Regions from separate parts of the Homo sapiens genome. Here region 1 is linked to region 2. Evidence: read pairs that join two places in POLR2A ChIA-PET (ENCODE). Cell type or tissue: Panc1. All regions are shown on one strand. Links, peaks and the distances in the headings refer to the core of each region. The heading gives the core; the rest is flanking DNA.

The links. Peaks named below come from ENCODE experiments on the same cell type or tissue, not always from the same donor. Only the 100,000 strongest peaks of a DNase experiment are listed, where the experiment ranks them.
Region 1: POLR2A ChIA-PET joins it to region 2 with 5 read pairs; 5 of 35 experiments call an interaction of 5 or more read pairs at or near these places.

Annotation. Positions count from the first base shown.
Region 1 is chr7:36,227,118-36,234,266 of GRCh38, reverse strand. All of the region lies in intron 2 of EEPD1 (endonuclease/exonuclease/phosphatase family domain containing 1), which reads right to left. Among named protein-coding and RNA genes, the nearest start is that of EEPD1, 77 kb to the right of the region's middle. In Panc1, for the core only: no CTCF peak of the experiment used is centred there; no DNase peak of the experiment used is centred there; H3K27ac peaks cover 412 bases.
Region 2 is chr7:36,040,920-36,048,068 of GRCh38, reverse strand. No RefSeq gene overlaps it. Among named protein-coding and RNA genes, the nearest start is that of EEPD1, 110 kb to the left of the region's middle. In Panc1, for the core only: no CTCF peak of the experiment used is centred there; no DNase peak of the experiment used is centred there; H3K27ac peaks cover 554 bases.

The DNA.
Region 1 (7,149 bases), core at 1,681-5,680, 190 kb before region 2:
GAAAGTTTTCAAGGCTTATAAGAAACCACCAACACCAACAACAAATCAGGCCGGGCACAGTGGCTCACACCTGTAATTCCAGCACTTTGGGAGAACAAGGCAGGTAGATCATTTGAGGTCAGGACTTCGAGACCAGCCTGGCCAACATGGTGAAACCCTGTCTCTACTAAAAATACAAAAATTAGCCCAGGCATGGTGGCGGGCGCCTGTAATCCCAGCTACTCAGGAGGCTGAGGTGGGAGAATCGCTTAAGCCTGGAAAGCAGAGGTTGCAGTGAGCTGAGATGACACCAGGCACTCCAGCCTGGGTGACAGAGCGAGACTCTGTCTTAAAAAACAAACAAACAAACAAAAAACAAAAAACCCACCAAAAAACAAAACAAACAACAAATTAGCAAACATCCAGGCTCATGGACAGGAGTGTGGGCGTTCTCTCTGCTCCAACCCCGTTGGCTTTTGTTCCATCTCTTAGGCAGGTTTGCGTTTGTTGTTTCTCTGGCTTGGAGGGGTCTTCCCCAGGATCTTTCCAACACCATCTGTCTCATCCCCTCATTCCAGTCTAACTGGGAGTGCCATCTCCTCCAAGCAAACTTCCCTGGACACCCGAGTTAAACCAGCATCCCAGATCACAATATGTTATTTTCTTCAGTGGTCTTTGTGCTACCTTGAAGCATGAGTATATCGGGGTGCTTTTGTCTGTCTCCTCCCAACAAGCGTGGAAGCTCCTTGAGGCTGGGGGCTGAGACATTCTTGCTCATAATTACATTTGTGGTGTCTACAACTGGCACATGGAAAGCGCTCAAGGAATTTATTTGCTGACCAGGCCTGGAGGCCTTCAGGCCAAGTTGCTATCATAGCTCATACATTCCAGCCTGAATGGGTAATAGCAAAGGCCATGCCTCGGTTTCTCCTTCTGAAAAGAATGCCTCAAACAAGATGACTGGGTGGATCCTCCCTTGTTGAAAGGTACTACGTGAATTATGTAACTGACTGTCATTCATGAAATATGCCTGGTGGCAGGTCAAGGCCATTGGCCACTCCTCAGCACATTCTGATTCCCACTGTGCAAATCTAGATTCCAGGTTACCAATCTGGACAGCAACTTATATGCTAAGTTAGGACTATCCAGTTGTAGCTCAAATTTCAGAAGCCTAATCTGCCTCTGAAATAACCATGATAAATATTTACACTGGAGGGACTTTTCAGATAGTCTCCCATTCCTGCCCCTTTTATGGTCATGAAGTCCAATTTAGTATCAGGTATCAAATGGCAACAGCTTAAAGAAAAGATCTCAACACTGTTAAAATATTCAGCTCTATTTTTCTCCCTACTATTCACTAAGATATTACATTCAAGCCACAGCAGAACAAGATTTGAAAACCAACAATTTCAGGCTCTAAAATGAAAATGACATTAAAATAACTTCAACTGACTCTGATTTAAGTCAAAACCTGAAGGATGCCATGTCCTGCTCTCATGAGTTACTGTCCTCTAGAACACACCTGGCACAGGCCTGGCATGCACAGTGCTACCCTCCAACCCCCCAGCCTCCACAGAACTCTCCCCCACTGAACTTAGATTCAGCTTCCAAATTCTTCTCAACACTCCAGTGAGCCACAACCAATCTACTGAAATCGGCATATGAGATAAAAACCCATTTATTTTCTGCTCTAAAACCAATACCAAATAGTATTATGCATTAGGAGTAGGGGGAGGGGCAAAAACAAACAAACCAGAGACATTCTTATACTACTAAAACCCAGCAAGGGCTGGTGCAGTATCACGTCTGTAATCCCAGCACTTCAGGAGGCCGAGGCGGGTGGATCACAAGGTCAGGAGATCAAGACCATCCTGGCTAACACAGTGAAACCCCGTCTCTTCTACAAATACAAAAAATTAGCTGGGCCTGGTGGTGGGCGCCTGCAGTCCCAGCTACTCGGGAGGCTGAGACAGGAGAATCGCTTGAACCTGGGAGGCGGAGGTTGCAGTGAACCAAGATTGTGCCACTGAACTCCAGCCTAGGTGACAGAGTGAGACTCCATCTCAAAACAAAAACAAAAACAAAACAAAACAAAACCAAAAAAAAAAAAAAACCAGCAACATAAATGGAATAGCTTTAGGGGCAGAGGGAGAGAAGATGATAAGACACTCAGATCTACACAGTTAAGTGTTTCAAAATGAGGGCAGTGCATATTAATATTAAGAAGCTACTGCTAGAGCTGTTCATAACTTTGGATTTCTTCAGAAAGCTGTTTTGTCCTCCTGAGAGTTGCAGTCCTTAAGGGTATTCTGAGGTGCTTCCTGTTATATAACTGTCCTGATTTTATTTCTAACCTTATTGGAAACCCTTCCAGTTTATGGTATTTATTTCAGTATTTATGATATCAGATTCTTCTAGCATATCAGATACTCCCTGGGAGGAAATTTCAGACATATGAAGCAGCAATAAGCCCACGTACTAAATCCTCCACTTGACACCATCTAACTTTTTGCCCTGGAAGGGAATCTGGTATCTCATATTTTCAATTCTGCCTCTTCCTCCCCGCCTTTCTTCTGCTGATTCTGCAAACTTATACTGAATACCTCCTATATTTCAGAAACTGCCGTGTGTCTGGGGGACAAGATGAACACACAGTTCCTGCCCTCCACAAGGGCCCGCAGGGGTTAGGAAGCTGCTTCAGCGTATGCCCGAGGAAGAGAGAGGTGTCTTCCTGAGACTCTCCTGGGTTCCAACATGGACCAGTAGATCCGGGCCTAAGAGGTTGTGTCTGTTAGTGGCCTGGAGCTTGGTCCTCATCCTCTGAGAACAGCACAGCCCCAAGCAGATGAAAACTGCAATGAACTATAATTTCTTTTTCTGTACCCTACTTTGAGAAGAGTGGCAAATCACACAAAAGCAGCTGATAGCAATGATTTATTTAGATAAATGACAGCTTGAAGGGCAAGTTCTGAAGTCAGGATGAGCAACACTTAGAAAGACCTAGAATGCGTGCAGTTAAGATCTACAATGGGATTAGAGAGGGTGATGGGGAAAGTGCCAGGCAGACACTGACAGCACAGAAGACAAGCAGCAGCACTGAGGTGACAGAAGCCAGAGGGCACCCCTGCAGTCCAGGACGGCATGGGACACGGACCACATAAGCCTCGATGGCCCCCAAAAAGACAGATATGGGATAACTCTATGGATGCTTCAAAAGCACTTAAAGGATAAACCCTCAACTATAGAGACACTTATGCTTCCAGAATAGATTATAACCTAAAGGATGCTAGAGTCAGGATTCACCCTGGCTCCCTTTCTCTGAGGATTCTGGCACTTTGAGTTCCCACTGCGTTTATTAAATGACATAGTATAGTCCATGAGACACAGCAATATGTAACAGACAATGAATGCTATATGATGGATCCATTCATTCACTGTATGGATAAAATATCTAAGGTTATGCAGTATGCACGAGGCACTCCTGGGTGCTAGGGACACACTGATGAGCAAAAGCAGCCTCTGCCCCTAGACATCTGAGTCTAATGGAGGAACCAGGTAAGTGCATCAGCCGCGTGATGGGCACTCTCAGGAGGCAAACACATGGCGCCATGTGCCTGCTGGAAGGGCACTGCACAAAGCTGGGAGGCTTCCTGAGGAGTAGCCCATCAGCTCACACCTTCAGGCCTACACAGCAGAGGGGAGGACAGGAGCATTCCAGGTAGGGTGGCAGGAACGGCAAGAGCAAAGGAACAAGGGGACAGAGTGAGCATGGCCTGCTCAGGGACTGCATGCTGACCATGGACATGGGGAGGCAGGACTGAAGGTAGGAGGTAGGAACTCAAGGATTATTCTGCAGAAACAGGTGGGGCTGGCCCTGCTCAGAGGGTCTGTCAAGCCACATCAAGGAGTCTGGCAAGGAGTAGTCACAAATAATTTAGGGCAGTGATGTGGCAGAGGCCCGGGGGCACAGAAAGTAACTAATAAAAATATGGCCATGGTGTTGAGAATGGATGGGGATGGGGTGGGGGTGGCAATGCTGGAGGTAGAGAGACCCAGGACGGGTCCAGGTAAGAGATGAAGGTGGCCTGTGCAGGCAAATGGCACTGGGCTAATTCTACACAGGTGAGCAGCTGGTAGGGCCTGATGAATGAACAGATGAGGGGAACAAGAAAGAAACATTACTCCAGTTTCCACCTTGTGAAACTGGGGGCTGAAGGGATCATCTACTTAGGGAGCCAAGCAGTGCTGAAGATGCGAGTCTGGTCTTGGATACACTGGGGTTCAGGGCTTTGGGACCTTTGAGTGGAGTTTGAGGAGGTAACTGGCTGTACCTCAGCAAGTCCTGGGCTATAGATTTGGACATCAGGAGCGGGAGGATGGTGACGAAGGGGAGAGACCATCCAGGAGGCTGTGAGGACAGAGAAGACAGTCCAGGGTAGGTGCCCAAGGGCCATCAACAATTAGCAGCTGGAAACAGGAATGGGAGGCTGTTATGGAAGCGGCAAAGGGACTGCCAGGAAGGTAGAAGGGAAACCCGGAGAACACGGCCGGCAGCCATAGGGGGAGAGTGCTGCAAGAGGGCAGGTAGCCAGTTGTTCAGAATTTACAGAATGCCAGGTAAGCAAAGGCTGGTGGCATTGGAGAGAGCGGCTGCAGGGGGTGGTGGAGATGATGCCAGGTTTCAGTGGGTGAGAAGTGGATAGAAGTGAAGGAGGAGAAATGACGACATTAAAATCTAGGTACAACATGTTGGGTGGCTTCTCACAGCATGATTTTCCAAGGAGAAAACGCAAAGCCAGCAGGTATTTAGCCTTATCCAAGTGAAGGCAATTATTAAAGCACAAACAGTCCCTCTCAAAGCTGTGCATTCACATTCTCTTTCTCTCTCTTTCCTCCATGCCTTCCCTCCCTCCCCAAATGATATAGTCACGGGACCCAGTTTTTCTCTCAGAGTATAATCACCATTTGCAGGATTTGGAAGAAAACTAAAGATCATGAAAGTTGTTAATGATGCCTGGACTAGTTTTGTTTTATAATATAATACTTCCACACCCTCCTCTGCAAGAAAAAGAGAAGAATGTGAAGACCCTAAATTGAAGAGCCCACACCAAACCCCAGCACCTCCAGCAATGCTGGCGACACAGGCCCTGTACCTGATGTATCAGCCCACACTGTCTCCCAGACTGTACAGCAAGTGACAGGGAAGGGGTTTCCGCACGTGCCTTTAGAAGAGGGGTTCAGCAGTGTAAACCTGGGGAAAGGGGCTCTCCAGGCAGCCTTTCTCTCTAAGGGAGAGAGGAGGCCCAAGAGGAGAACATGGAGCAAAGGTGTAATCACAGCCAGGGCCCGGAGGCCAGGGGCAATGGCCACTCTCTACTCACATGTCTCTGTGACAAACCTATTAATCAATTTTCATCCTTAATAACAGCCCTAGTAATAAAACTAGGAATAGTCCCCTTTCATTTCTGAGTCCCAGAGGTAACCCAAGGAACCTCCCTAATGCCTGGCACACTTCTCCTCACATGACAAAAACTAGCCCCTATCTTGATTATGTTTCAAATTCTCCCATCAATAAACACGAATATCCTCCTATCTATCACAATCCTATCCATTATTGTAGGTGGTTGAGGAGGACTTAATCAAACACAACTGTGTAAAATCCTGGCAGGCCTGGCCCCAGCTGTGTCTGCAGAATAACTTTTTCCTTCATTCACGTCACTGATTTGATTTTCCACAGCAGTTTTTTTTTTTTTCTTTTTTTGAGACGGAGTCTTACTCTATTGCCCAGGCTGGAGTGCAGTGGCACAATCTCTGCTCACTGAAACCTCTGCCTCCCAGGTTCAGATAATTCTCTTGCCTCAGCCTCCTGAGTAGCTGGGACTACAGGTGTGTGCCACCATGCTTGGCTAATTTTGTATTTTTAGTAAAGATGGGATTTCACCATGTTGGCCAGACTGGTCTCAAAGTCCTGACCTCAAGTGATCTGCCTGTCTCAACCTCCCGAAGTGCGGGATTAGGGCGGGTAGCCACCATGCCCAGTCTGTATTTGTTTTATGTGGGGTGGAGTTACTTAAGGAATTTCATGAAAGTCAGATTCACAAATGGCATCAATCCAGATGTCTGAACACGCCTCTTTTCCCTTTCAAGCAAAGTTCCAGGTTAACTTCTGAGGAAATTAATGAAGGAATCCCCCCACCCTTCTTTAATAGAGATGGGGGTCTCACTGTGTTGCCCAGGGTGGTCTCCAACTCCTGGGCTCAAGCGATCCTCCCATCTCAGCCTCCCAAAGTGCTGGGATTAGGCCGGGTGTGGTGGCTCATGCCTGTAATCTCATCACTTTGGGAGGCTGAGGTGTGCGGATTACCTGAGGTCAGGAGTTTGAGACCAGCCTGACCAACATGGTGAAACCCCTTCTCTACTAAAAATACAAAAATTAGTTGGGCATGGTGGCATGTGCCTGTAATCGCAGCTACTTGGGAGCCTGAGGCAGGAGAATCACTTGAACCTGGGAGGCGAAGCTTGCAGTGAGCCAAGACTGCATCTGCACTCCAGCCTGGGCAACAAGAGCAAAACTCCCGTCTCGAAACAAAAAACAAAAACCAAAAAAACCCAAAGTGCTGGGATTACAGGTGTGAGCCACTGCGCCTGGCCAAAAATTTCTTGTCTCTTGTTTTTATCACCAAATTTTAGAAGACATCATGGGTGTTACATGCAGGCCTGTTTTCCCCCATGCTTACTTTCCTCCTCTATTGGCTCAGAGCTGAGGAAACACAGGGGCCGTCAGCATCTGCACATCAGTGGACACGCCCAGGAGGAGGGATGAGCTCTGGAGAAGGAGCTGCTTTTCCTAAATATGTCCTTGACAGCGTTGCATCCTGTCACTGCCAAGACACCCTTCCTTGCCAAAGCCAAGTGCGGGATTAGGATGTCAGCACAGAACAATCTCTGTGGAATTTAGCTTGGGCAGTAACTGTTCTTAGCGGGTTTGAAAGAATTAGTCTGCAAAACAATCTGGGCAGGAAACTTCTTTGATGACAGTGCCCAAGTTTTTTATTCCATTCAGGTTTTCAACTGCTTGAATCAATTACAGTATATTCTATTTTTTAAGAAAATTATCCAATCCATTCAGATTTTCAAATTTTGAGCACAAAATTATACAAGTAATCACTT
Region 2 (7,149 bases), core at 1,168-5,167:
GGAGATGGAGAAGACACGACTGATGGGGAGAGGGGCTGAAAAGCCTAAAGAAAAAATGGGAAGTCTGAGATTGGGGTTTGCTTGTCCCTTCTCTCTGTGAGTGGCCCCAGGCTTCTCCCCTACCTAGGCTTTTGTTTCTTTTTTTCTTTTTCTTTTCTTTTTTGGCAGGGTCTCGCTCTGTCACCCAGGCTGGAGTAGCTGGGATTATAGGCGTGTACCACCACGCCCGGCTAACTTTTGTATTTTTAATAGAGACGGCATATTACTGTGTTGGCCAGGCTGGTCTCGAACTCCTGGCCTCAAGTTATCCTCCCACCGCAGCCTCCCAAAGTGCTAGGATTACAGGCATAAGCCACTGTGCCCGGCCCTGATGCTCTAGGCTTCTCTGTGTGGGACCCCTCTTCCAGGTCAGCTTCATCCCTAAGTGTAGGCTGAGTTCCTTCCTTTATTCTCTCAAATCATAATTAGCACAAGACAGTTGTGTTTAACCAACTTTATTGAAGCCTTAGGGTGATGTAAGAGAATTACAATGCAGAAGAGGAAAACTGAAACGCTTGACTGTTAGATTCCACCCAGTGCCCCTACAGACTGTCAGCCACATCCAGCCACAAGGGGCTCCCTGCTGGCTGTCTTACTTAGCTCTATCCTGCTGCCATATTGCATTGGTTCTTACCTTCCCTGAACTGGAAGCTACTTCTCCAGCTCCTTCTTATCCAACTCCAGGACTCTCCTACTGACTCTCTCATCTATTCCAGCCAGATACAGTTTACACCACAATAATCTCTGTAAGATCTTCCTGAGCCCAGGAAAATAGACTTTGACATTATAAACAGCATACTTCACATCTCAGCCTGAAACACCTGCATATAATTTGCTTCCTGGGTTCAGGCTTCCCTGAGAGCAGTAGGTAGATAGGTGCTTGCTTCTACCTGGGAGCATGACCCCCTCATGCTCCAGCCCTGATTCGAACCACAAGTGATGGTTTAGAAAGATCTGAATGAAATTGGTTATAGGCAATTTTGGAGTTACAAAGAAGAATCCTTAGAGCAAAAATAAGTTTTAGTTAAATAAACAAACCTTTAAATAGTTCATTGGTGAATTCATACTTTATCAAATTTGTTTGTTTTGCGAATAGTAGATGGATATCAGCTAATTTAATTACATAATAATTACATAATAAAATTCATCGTTTGAGATTCTTCAGATTTAAAAAAAACTTACCTGGGATTTCTTTTGGAAATAGCAGAAAAAAGAAAACAAACAAGAAAACTTGTCATTCCTTAAGGACAACTCTATGTTACATTTTCTGGACACTTTTTGCATATTACCATATTTAATTAATCAATCCAAAGTGGTAATACATATTATACTCATTTTCCAGTTGAGAAAATTAATATAGGTATACAGTGGTCAAGTAACTCATCAAAGGCTACTCAACTAGAAAGTGGCCAAACCAGGATTCCAAGTGCTCACCAATCACAGTAACTGGGACTAGGTTGTGGTCACCAGGGAATGCAATGGTGGGATAAGCCTTGAGCTGGTGTTTTGAGAGGGCACAGATAATGAATGTTTAATGGGCTCTTTGATGCCCTTGGAATAAAGTTGGTATGTATATCTAAAGGAATTAAACACTCCAGCCCTGATTCGAACCCAAACAGCATGTTCTATATGGCTCTGCGGTGAACTGGGAGCTCACTTTAAATGTATCTGGAGGAAGTCTTGACTCAAAGCAGAAAGAGCTCTGATTGGCCCAGGCTCACAAGAATGGAGGCAGCCCTGCTTGCTGGTCTTGGATGATAATCTGGTGACTGGCTCCAGGTGGTCAAGCCTATTTAAATGTCTCTCTGCAGCTCAGACTCTTGAGGAGGGCCTCATGTGGCTTTTGGAAGTGCTAATGGGATGGCAGATGTGGCTGCAGGTAATTATAATGCAGGCTCCAGCAAGGCCTTCTGCCCCTCCAGTCGCAGTAAGTCCTTCCTCTTAGTTTCACTCACATCACACCAGTGCAAAGTTCAGTCCCTTCACCAGTTTCAACCCTACAAAATTAGAAACTCAGTTGCACCAAGCATGGCCTGAGATTAGCCACTTTAGTGACTAGCAAGGGGCGATAGAGTGAAAGCCACTCCCACTACCCTCTCCTTCCCTGTCTCCTCCCCTGTTTCTCTCAGGAGTGACAGACGCCTCTCCTTGTCCTTTTCACTTCTGCAACAGTCTTTGGTACTTGGCCATGAACTTGGGGCCTTACTCTTCTTCCCAAGGGAGGATATTAAACAATTTCTTCTTCCAAAATATAATATTTTCTTCTGCAAGGGGGAGCCTGAGGAATGACATTTCTCCATCTCATTACATAACTGTGCCTGGGAGATTTAACAAGGGCCAAGGTTTTTTTGAAGCCCAGAGATTTGATTGATTTTATACAAAAACTGAGGGAGTGAGAGCAAATCCATCCACAAAAAGGTTGAGAAACATGCGCTTGGGCTGCTATTTATTTAGAACTGCTGATCAGGAGGTTATGGCTGTGAAGAGGTTTGTGCACATGGCACTCTCTGTCGGAGTGCATTTCACTCAAGTTTCATTGCAGTTTGGGATAAAGGCCTGATTTCTTAACAGGAAATCCTGGGATGCCAGAATTTTCTCTTGTTTAAACACAGAGGTCATTTGCTGATGGTTTCCTGTTTTGCCTTCATTTTTGATGATCTAGACTTTGCCAAAGAATTAGTTCTTATGTCAAAAGTCCTTGCAGACTGTCATTTATCGTTGTCTTTTAAATTCCAAGTTTTGAAGTGCTACTAGTCAGTGGTGGGACTGAGGCCACATGGGAAGTAGTTTGTCATTTCTGAGTTCCCAGTACTCTTGGTCACTGGGGATCAATAAGTATCTGTCCCATCTCTCTCGCCCGCTCCTAGCTTCCCTTCCCACCAAATCCTGACCCCAATCCTCTTTTCCTTCCAAACCAGTTAAAGACAAAGTAAAATCTACCACAACAGAAACAAAGTTCACTTCTAACATTCAAACTATTTCAAGGATTTGGAGATGATGTGAAAATGCATTTGACTCAGGAGTTGAGCAGAATGCTGAACTATTTTAACAAAGTCGGGTGCAATAGGTTCATTGCTGAAAGAACCTTTCCATCTCTGGATGGAATAATTATAACATTAGCTCATTTTGTTAAGTGATTACAATGCTTACATGGATAATTTCATTCAATCCTCTGTGATGGGATTATTCTTATCCCCATTTTACAGCTAAGGAAACAGGTTTGGAGAGAATAGGCAACTTGGCTCAAGGTTGCTCAGCTAGTATGACTTTAGGGTCAGAGTTTCTGCCCCAGGGGTCTGCTCTAGCACACACCCTTGACCGCTGAGCTGCGCTGATGCTGGAGGTTGGTGTCCAAGGTACTCGCCTTCTAGTAAAGAAAGTATAGAGGAAGCTCTTTTTTCAGTGGGGATCTCTGCATTTAAATTATTTCACTGGAAGTAGCAGGATTTTTTTTCTCTGTCTTCTGCCAAGCCTGATAGGTGCTTGAAACTACATTCTCCATCCAGCAGCCAGTCGGTTCTACCCCACACATTCCTTTTCTACCTCACGCCATTTGCAGTTGCTGTTTCCTTTGCCAGAAATGCTCTTCCCCCAGAGGTTTGCACAGCCTGCTCTGTCCATTGTCAGCTCAAATGTCTCCTTCACATAGAGGCCTTTGCTGACAATCTTCTGATTGATGATCATATTTCCCTGTTTATTTCCCTCATAAGTAATTGCCCTGTTCGTTTGATTTTCATTCATTGTTCTCCCACCAACAGGAAGGCCTTTCCCATTTCCACTGACTCATTTCAGTGTTTGGAGCAGCAACCAGTACCTAGTAGATGCTCAATAAACATTTGCTGAGTGAACAAATGAATGAATGAATGAGTGACCATAACCTCCTGATTAGCAGTTCTAAATACATTTGCATAAGTATTAATTGTTGGCCAGACTGAAAGCTCTAGGAGTATGGTATAGTGCGTTTTCAAGAGGAAACCTCTCCATGTATTTCAGCTCAGTTAGGACACACGCAGGGCTTCAGAGATCAATGCAGGTCTTTGCCACACGCGTAAGAAATAGCCCTTCCCAATGGGAGTGTAACTTTTGCATTGGAAAATGAATCCTCTCTGAGTGCCATGGCTTACACCTGTAATCCTAGCACTTTGGGAGGCCTAGGCGAGGGATTACTTGAGCCCAGGAGTTCAAGAGCAGCCTGGGCAACATGGCAAAACCCCTTCTCTGCAAAAAATATGAAACTTCACCAGGTGTAGTGAAGGTGTGGTGGTGCATGTCTGTAGTCCCAGTTTCTCAGGAGGCTGAGGTAAGAGGATCACTTGAGCCCAGAAGGTGGAGGTTGCAGTACCAGCCTGGGTGACAGAGTGAGACCCCCTCTCACAGAAAAAAAAAAAAAAAAAAAAGTTGTGTTTTTCTTAAGACATTTGCTTTGTTTTTTGTTTCTGTTTTTTTGTTTTGTTTTGTTTTGTTTTGTTTTTTGTTTTTTGAGACAGAGTCTTGTTCTGTCTCCCAGGCTGAAGTGCAGTGGTGCAATCTCAACTCACTGCAACTTCCACCTCCTGGGTTCAAGTGATTCTTGTGCCTCAGCCTCCCAAAGTGCTGGGATTACAGGTGTGAGCCACCACACCCAGCCTGTTTTGTTTTTAGAGCTGCCAATGTTTCTTAAGAAATCCTGTAAGATGTGAGGAGGTAGAGAAAAGCAAGCACATGAGACAGTCATTGTCATACTCAGACACGTCAGAACCAGGTTTGGACTTTAGGAAGCCTATCTATTTTTTTTTTTTTTTTTTTTTTTGAGATGAGATCTTCCTCTGTGGCCCAGGCTGGAGTGCAGTGATATGATCAGGGCCCACTGCAGCCTCAACCTCCCTGGCTCAACTGATCCTCCTGCCTCAGCACCCCTCAAGTAGCTGGGACCACGGTCAAGCACCACCATGCCCAGCTAATTTTTTATTTTTTGTAGAGATGGGGTCTCACTGTACTTCCCAGGCTGGAGGAAGCCCATCTTGGCAGTGGAGTGGATGATGACAGCCAGAGGTAGGTGCTTCTGGGCGCTGACAATGAGACAGAGATTATGAGGGAGGCAGGGTTGAATTTGGAGACGGAGTGTACTTGGTGTTAGGCCTGAGCCTCTGGGGCCATGAGGGGTGGAAGAGAGGTCCCCTTCAATTTGCTAATCCTGTAGATGTTTTTGGAGTGACTCCTCCTTTCCTCTTCCTCATTCTGAAGCCTGGCTCTGTTATTCCCCTGATAGCTCACCTGTGCCCAGCCGTTTCCAGCCCAAAGTTAACAGTGATCACCTCCTTTCTCGAAATGCATCAGCCTGCCTCTGCTTGCATTTTGGGACCCCTGCATCTTCACACTGATTTCCTAGTACCCTTCTGCATGGAGCCTGTCCTCTGGTCAGGCCACCTCCTCGAAGCTCACCCCAGTCTCTTTCTGTCACCGGCACAGCTGCCTCCCATTTCCCCACACCAAGCCCTACTTCTCCCATGAAGCCACCTGTGTCCCTCTCCTCATCTCGTTGCCAATCTCGCTCCATGCCTCTCAGAGCACACAGAAGTGCTCAGACAGGGATTCCCTCATGTCCTGTCTCCCAGTAGGCCCCCCTTCCTGCAGCTGAACCACACTCTGTGCCTTGCCCCCTCCGACTGGCTGTGCTGTGTCCACCCTGGAGCCCATCACCCCTCACCATCTCAGGACTTCCCTCCTGCAATTGCCCCTTTCCACTGGACCATTCCAGGCACACCAGGCAAGCTAGTATCTCTAATGTTTGGATAAACTTGTTCTTGCTGCTCACAAACCCCCTTAGTTTCTTCCCCCAAGTTCTCAGCTCCCCTTCACAGCATAATTTCTTGAAAGAATTGACTATAGTTAGTCCTCATTTCTCCTTTCCATTCTCTCCTCAGCCCAGTCCATTTGGGTTTCTGTTCCCACTTGTCCCCAAATCAGCTCCTGCCAAGATCACCGATGGTTGGCAAATCCATTTGCTACTGAAAGGTCCTCCTCTGCGACCTCTCAGTGATAGTCAACACTGCCCTTTCCTTGAAATGTCCCTGACTCCACTGCGTGGTCTCCCTGCTCCTTCACTAGATCCTCCTTCTCCATCCCATTTGCTCAATCGTCTTCTATTTGAGTTCCTAAAGGTTTATTTCCTCTTCAGGGCTCAGTTCCTGAGCTGTCATTTATCTACATGCTTTCTTGGATAATCTCATTCAATCTACGCCTTTTCTTTTTTTTTTTTCTGAGACAGAGTCTTGCTCTGTCACCCAGGCTGGAGTGCAGTGGTGTGATCTCGACTCACTGCAACCTCCACTTCCCAGGTTCAAGTGATTCTCCTGCCTCAGCCTCCCAAGTAGCTAGGACTACAGGTGCCCACCACAATGCCCAGCTAATTTTTTTTTTGTAATTTTAGTAGAGACGGGGTTTTGCCATGTTGGCCAGGCTGGTCTCGAACTCCTGACCTTGGGTGGTCTGCCAACTTTGGCCTCCCAAAGGCTGGCATTACAGGCGTGAACCATTGTGCCCAGCCAATCTATACCTTTAAATACCATCAGTTTGACAGTGACTTTCACATTTGTATCTCCAGCTCAGCTCAAATTCATGTCTATCTACTCACTTTTCCACCTTGATATCCATTAGGCATATCCAATTTAACTTGTCCAAACTGAAGTATTGATTTTCCCACCCTCCCTACACACACTTCTCCAGGCCATCCCATGTGGCACCATGGCACCATTCTCTACCCACTAACCTTCCCTCACTCCTTACACCTAAGCATTTCAGGATTCCTATTGACTCAATCTCAAAACATGTTTTCCATCTCCACTGCTAGCACCCTAATCCAGGCCCTCCCATCACTGCCCTGGACTATGGCAAAGGCTCTTCACTGGCCTCCCTGACTCCAGCTCCAGCACATCCATTCTCTAGAGACCCTCCACAGTGGTATTCACAGAATACAAAACTGATGCCACTCCTGTTTTAACTACCCAAAGGTTTCCCATTGCACGAGAAACTTTATATCCTGGCCCACAGTGCCCTATATGATTCGGACTCTGCTTGGTACCCTGATTTTCCATCATTATTGCCTGTCCTTTCTACTCCAGCCACACTCCC